Linked DNA regions of Homo sapiens: region 2 is linked to region 1. The links are chromatin contacts, found by Hi-C or POLR2A ChIA-PET in ENCODE. All regions are on one chromosome and are shown on one strand. Each heading gives the region's core, a stretch centred on a gene start or an enhancer-like site at or near the end of the contact. The rest is flanking DNA. Distances are from core to core; before and after follow the strand shown. Region 1 has its middle 16 kb from the start of TNFSF14. Region 2 has its middle 14 kb from the start of TNFSF9.

Region 1 (3,150 bases), core at 359-2,858:
CATGGTGAAACCTCATTTCTACTAAAATACAAAATTAGCTGGGCATGGTGGCACGTGCCTGTAATCCCAGCTACTTGGGAGGCTAAGGCAAGAGAATCGCTTGAATCCAGGAGGTGGAGGTTGCGGTGAGCTGAGATCACGCCATTGCACTCTAGCCTGGGCAACAGAGCATAACTCTGTCTCAAAAAAAGATAAAAATAAAAATAATAAATAAATAAAAGGAATGATGATGATGCCAAGCAACCACAGATTGTCCACATGGGTGGCTGAGACAGTGACCTTTGCTTTCAAATGGTTCAGTGTACACCAACTTTGTGTCATGCACAAAATTATTAATACTATTTTATGAAATTATCTTCAGTCTATGTGTACAAGGTATATATGAAACATAAATGAATTTCTTTCTTTCTTTTTTTTTTTTTTTTTGAGGCTGAGTCTCCCTCTGTCTCCCAGGCTGGAGTGCAATGTTGTGATCTCAGCTCACTGCAACCTGCAACCTCTGCCTCCCGGGTTCAAGTGATTTTCCTGCCTCAGCCTCCCAGTAGCTGGGATTACAGGCGCCCACCACAACCAGCTAATTTTTTTTTTCTTTTTGTATTTTTAGTAGAGACGGGGTTTCACCATGTTGGCCAGGCTGGTCTCGAACTCTCAACCTCAGGTGATCCACCCCCCTCAGCCTCCCAGACTGCTGGGATTACAGGCTTGAGCCACCGTGCCCGGCCTATTCAAGGCCTAGGCGTCTTGTGTGAGTTATACATTTATATGCATCTTTTGGCTTCGGGCAGGAGCTGTTACTGTCTGCACATCTTAGACGCAGAACTGTGGACCGAGAGAGGCAAGGATGCCCTTTACCTCTGCCAAGGGTACGCAGTGGATTCAGGGCAGTTTCCTGCCTTCCCTGCCCTTGCTGGGCTGGTGGGAGGTAGGAGAGCCCCCAGCGCCTGGCCCCAACCCCCGCTGGAGTTTCCTTCACTCTCATCACAGTCTTTCTGTTTCTGTGGCTTTGATGAGGAAACCAAGGTGTGGAGAGCATGTATTGATAAAAGTCACCAGCAGCTACCAACTTCCGCGTGGGGATGGAACCTCTTGCTAAGTTTAGCCTCCAAAAATCATTCTGGGAGGCGTCTCTCAACCTGGAGGAGCTGGAGAGAGAGGAAGAAGGAGACGTGGGTGAGGAGGAGGATGGAAAGAGATGGGGAAGGGCAGATGAAGAAAGAGGGGGAAAGGAGGAGGAGGTGGCAGGAGGAGGAGGAGGAGGATGGAGAGGGAAAAAAGGGGAGAGCCAGAGGAGGAGTGGAGAGGGGAAGGAGATGAAGGGGAAAGAGAGGAGAGAAAGGAAAGACAGGGAGGGGAGGAAAAGATGGGAGGAGAACAAGGAAAAACCCCACAAAGACAGAAGCTGGTGCAACAAGAGACTGTACACCCGTACTTGACCTTCAATAAAGTATAGGGACAGAGACCTCCTATACCAGGCTGCTAACCTACTTTTCACTTCTGAGAAGTTTATCTACCTCATTTCCTCTTTTCGCCTCCTGCGCTCCAGCTTCTTTTCAGATTGCCTCCTTACCGCACCCACCAACCCACCACCACCATCAGCTCTTCCTCAGGACCTGAAGTCCACCGTCCTCACCCTACCCCCACCCCCTGGGCAGGAAATCCTCCCCCCTCTTCATCTCTTGCCAAGACCAAGAGGTGGTAGAAGTAAAGAAGCAATGATGAGAAAACAAATTATTATTATTATTATTTTGAGACTCAGTCTCACTCTGTCGTCCAGACTGGAGTGCAGTGGCGCGATCCTGCCTCACTGCAACCTCCGCCTCCCAGATTCAAGCAATTCCCCTGCCTCAGCCTCCTGAGTAGCTGGGATTACAGGCACACGCTACCATATCTGGTTAATTTTTTTTTTTTTTTTTTTTTTTGTAGTTTTAGTAGAGATGGGGTTTCAACATGTTGACCAGGCTGGTCTTGAACTCCTGACCTCAGGTGATCCACCTGCCTCGGTCTCCCAAAGTGTTGGGATTACAGGCCACCATGCCTGGCCAAGAAAACAAATGATTAATCTCATAGTAGGACGCTATGTTCCTCCTGGGGAATGCCACAGCATTTGAACACTTGAGACGCATCGTTGCAGAGAAGCAGGATGGTTCTTATCCTGGAGCCTGATGACCAGAATGTGAGACAGGGGCAAGAGTCAATTGATCAAGGTTTCTGAAGCCAGCTTTAGCACACATCTGGGAAAATCACCAGCCACAGTTGCCTCTGTGGCTGTTTTTCCAAAGAAGTTTCAGGAGGTTTCATATTTACACATTTTTCTTTTCTTTTCTTTTCTTTTCTTTTTTTTTTTGAGACGGAGTCTCGCTCTGTTGCCCAGGCTGGAGTGCACTGGCGGGATCTCGGCTCACTGCAAGCTCTGCCTCCCAGGTTCACGCCATTCTCCTGCCTCAGCCTTCCGAGTAGCTGGGACTACAGGCGCCCGCCACCACACCCGGCTAATTTTTTTTGTATTTTTAGTAGAGACGGGGTTTCACCGTGTTAACCAGGATGGTCTCGATCTCCTGATCTCCTGATCCACCCGCCTCGGCCTCCCAAAGTGCTGGGATTACAGGCTTGAGCCACTGCGCCCGGCCTTTTTTTTTTTTTTTTTTTTTTTGTTGAGACGGAGCTTTGCTCTTTCACCCAGGTTGGAGTGAAGTGGCATGATCTCGGCTCACTGCAACCTCCACCCCCTGGGTTCAAGCAATTCTCCTGCCTCAGCCTCCCAAGTAGCTGGGATTATAGGAGCCCGCCACCATGCCCGGCTAATTCTTGTATTTTTAGTAGAGACGAGGTTTTGCCATGTTGGCCAGGCTGGTCTCGAACTCCTGACTGACCTCAGGTGATCCACCTGCCTCGGCCTCCCAAAGTGCTGGGATTACAGGCATCAGCCACCGTGCCCGGCCTACACATTTCCTTAAAGAGGGGAATGGCACTGAGGAAGAAAGGCAGGTAGGCAGTAAGGCAAACCCTTACATTCTTATGAGACTTTAGTTAGTGCCCAGTAAATCTACATTTTACATAAGCTAAGGTGAATGTTTGAAGAGGAAGGGAGCAATGACTAATCTTGTCTTGTCTTTGTCTTTCACCTGGGAAGATAAGCTTGTAATTGACGTT
Region 2 (3,307 bases), core at 470-2,969, 140 kb after region 1:
TGCAGTGAGCCGAGATCATCATGCCACTGCACTCCAGCCTAGGCAACAGAGTGAGATTCTGTCTCGGGGGAACAAAAAAAAACCTTTAAAAGAATAACCAAGTGAGGAAAAAAAGAAACGAAAGCAAGGTGCAGGCTGCTATGTGCAGAATGCACGCTTTGGGTTTCAGAGCAGAAATAGGTTTGTATAAAACATTTCAGAAAGATGTGCAAAAATTGAGGGTATTGGGGTGAGAAGATGTGGATGTTTCATGGTGTATGATTTTGCATGCTTGCATTTTCCATGGGTTCGTTTTGTTTGCTTTGTTTTATTCTTTTTGTTTTAACATTAAGCACAGAATCGTGGCCAGCTTTCACACACGCAGAAAGAAACCAGTGGCCAGAGCCACTTGGAGGAAGGAAACTTTTTGTACCTAGTGACATCAAAGGCAGGAAATGGTGTTTCCCTGTTGAGGGCAGTGGAAGGAGGAGTCAGGGTTGGGGAAGACCCAGGCAGACTTGGGGCAGACCCAGCGACCCCTTCCAAGAGCATGAAGAGGCAGCTCACGGTGCTGGGAAGTCAACCCGCTTTGGAAAGGGAATCCCAGCAGGGTAACTACCTGGAAAGGACTTTCCAACTCCCCTGGGGGAGGGACACAAGTAGACACACACAGACACCAGAACACAAAGGGCACACCCATTCTGGACATATACAATCACACAAAACAAGACAGACATACAGACACACCATGCAGACATACACACAATCACACACACACACACACACCTGGACACACAATCATAGATACACAACAACCATCAAAGCTAGCCACAGACCGGGTGCAGTGTCTCACGCCTGTAATCCCAGCACCTTGGGATGCCAAGGCAGTCAGATCACTTGAGGTCAGGAGTCCGAGACCAACCTGGCCAACATGGTGAAACCCTGTCTCTACCAAAAATACAAAAAAAAAAAAAAAAAAAAAATAGCCGGGCGTGGTGGTGAGTGCCTGTAGTCCCAGCTACTAAGGAGGCTGAGATGGGAGACTCGCTTGAACCCGGGAGGCAGAGGTTGCAGTGAGCCAAGATGGCGCCGCTGTACTCCAGCCTGGATGACAGAGTAAGATTCTGCCTCAAAAAAAAAAAAAAAGCTAGCAACAGACACACACAAGGACACAAGAGACATATATTCAGGGCATATAACCAAACACACCGAGACTAGAACACACCAACACAGACACACCATCACACACATACCAAAACAGACATGGAGGTACACAACACACACGTACACGGTTACACACTGAGACAGACACCCAAAGACACAATCGTAGATACACATACATGGCAGGCACCATGGCTAGTCATAGACATAACGCAAGAACACACGTTATGGGCATGCACAATCACACACACAGAGGTCCAGGTCCAATCCTACGACCATCCAAGGTCTGCCCCGCTCCCAGAGGAGTCCCCAGGGACTACCCCTCAGAACACCCAAGTTCCACCCTGTACCCACAGAGGACCACCCAAGATCCACTCCCGCCAGGGAACCCAGGACTCACCCCTCAGACCACCTAGGATCCATCCCCCAAGAGGAAACTCAGGCCCTTCCCTCTGGGGACCTCCCCCTCCCTCCCCTGAGGAACAATCACTCTGGGCCCCTTTTCTCCGCAGCGATACCCAGCTTGGGCAGCGGGCGCCCCCTGGTGGACCTGGAGCCCCAGTCCAGGACTGCACGGAGCTGGGGCCCAGGAGCCAAGGCGCGCGGGGAGTTCCGGTGCTCTAGGACTTGGGAGCATTCACGGCAGAACCGGGGAAGGAAAGAGCGTGGAGACGCGGGAAGGGGAGATGGGAGGCCGGAACTGGATCGGGCAGGGCATTAAGCGCGGGAACAGAACGTCGGAAGCAGGAATGGGTTGGAGGCGGTTGGACCGAAGACCTCCTACTCCCGCACCCCAGCCAGCCCCGCGTCTCCACCCGGCAGGTGCGGCTCCTGGACCGCGGAAGACCCCGGAGGCGGATTCCCAACGAGGCACAGCGAGGGCAGGGTCGGGGAGGTTAGAGTGCTGAGGGTGGGAGGTCTTCGGTCCCACGGCCGAAGCTCGCCTAGTCATGGCTCTCAGCCTGGAAGTAACGCCAAGAAATCGCCCGAGACTGGGAATGCCCAGCGCTCAGCCTGGATGATCACCAGCACCAACGTGGCTTTGGCTCGCGGGTTCAAGAGAAAGATGGGCCCGCCCCTTCCACGACTGATCCTGTCAGTCTACCGAAGCCCCATTCCGCTGTCATCCGCCTCCCACCTCCCTAGCTTCTCCCCAGGCCCCGCCCTCGTACCCATCCGTTTGCCTCTCAGGCTCTGCCCACTCCTCAGTCCTTCCCACTTTCCTGTCATTCTCTCGAGGACCGTCCGCTTCCCCAGCAGACTCCCAGGCCCAGCCCACTCCTCAGTTCCCCTACCCCACGGTCATTCTCCCTAGACTCCGCCCACTTCATAGTTATTTGTCTCCCAGCCCTTGCTAACTCCTTAGTCCCTCCCACTTCCCTGTCATTCTCCCCAGGCCCCGCCCACTTCCCCTGCTGTCCGCTCCAGGCCCTTCCCACGCCACAGTTCCTCCCAATATTATCTCCAGGCCCCGCCCACTTCCCCTGTTATCAGCCTCCCAGACCCTGCCCACTCCTCAGTCCCTCACACCTCCCTGTCATTCTCCCAGGCCCCGCCCATTTCCCAATCATTAGTGACCTGGGAATAGGGCCTGGAGACTCTTCGTGCCCCACTCTGTTTTCTGCTTTTTTTTTTTTTTTTTTTTTTGGAGACGGAGTTTTGCTCTTGTCGTCCAGGCTGCAGTGCAATGGTGCGATCTCGGCTCACTGCAACCTCCGACTCCCGGGTTCAAGTGATCCTCCTGCCTCAGGCTCCCGAGTAGCTGGGATTACAGACATGCACCACCACGCCCGTCTAATTTTTTTTTTTTATTGTATTATTAGTAAGGACAGGGTTTCACCATGTTGGTCAGGCTGGTCTCGAACTCCTGACCTCAGGTGATTCACTCACCTTGGCCTCCCAAAGTTGTGGGATTACAGGTGTGAGCCACCGCGCCTGGCACTTTTCTGCTTTTCTTAGTCCATACCACCCTCTCCTCAGGCTCGGCACCTCTCCCCCTTTGAGGGTTTGTCCTGTCTCAACCCCTAGCCCCTTTTCTGGGTTCTGCCCTTCCGGAGTCCTGCACCCTCTTCCCACTCCAGGTTTTCAAGCCATGCTCATCCCTCACCAATTTCGCTGGGACTTGCAGCCGCCCTTTGATTCCTTTAGGCCTTGCCCCATTCGTTCT

What was found. A loop is a pair of places that touch in the nucleus more often than their neighbours do. ChIA-PET counts read pairs that join two places held with the same protein, here RNA polymerase II (POLR2A). Pooled maps may share reads with other maps.
Region 2: a pooled map shows a loop between it and region 1 (3-fold over the local background). The contact joins two enhancer-like sites. A Hi-C loop is called at or near these places in 3 of 37 single-sample maps with no recorded cell type and 9 of 50 pooled maps. POLR2A ChIA-PET finds 5 or more read pairs at or near these places in 5 of 52 experiments (GM12878, T-cell, activated CD4-positive, alpha-beta memory T cell and 2 more).

Annotation. Positions count from the first base shown.
Region 1 is chr19:6,652,914-6,656,063 of GRCh38, reverse strand. No RefSeq gene overlaps it. Among named protein-coding and RNA genes, the nearest start is that of TNFSF14, 16 kb to the left of the region's middle. Within about 2 kb of position 1,608, at least 3 of the 41 ENCODE cell types and tissues checked have a DNase peak (open chromatin) inside an H3K27ac peak, as active enhancers do.
Region 2 is chr19:6,515,428-6,518,734 of GRCh38, reverse strand. No RefSeq gene overlaps it. Among named protein-coding and RNA genes, the nearest start is that of TNFSF9, 14 kb to the left of the region's middle. RefSeq lists enhancers at 492-621, 672-721, 2,063-2,603 and a silencer at 2,032-2,201. Within about 2 kb of position 1,719, at least 32 of the 41 ENCODE cell types and tissues checked have a DNase peak (open chromatin) inside an H3K27ac peak, as active enhancers do.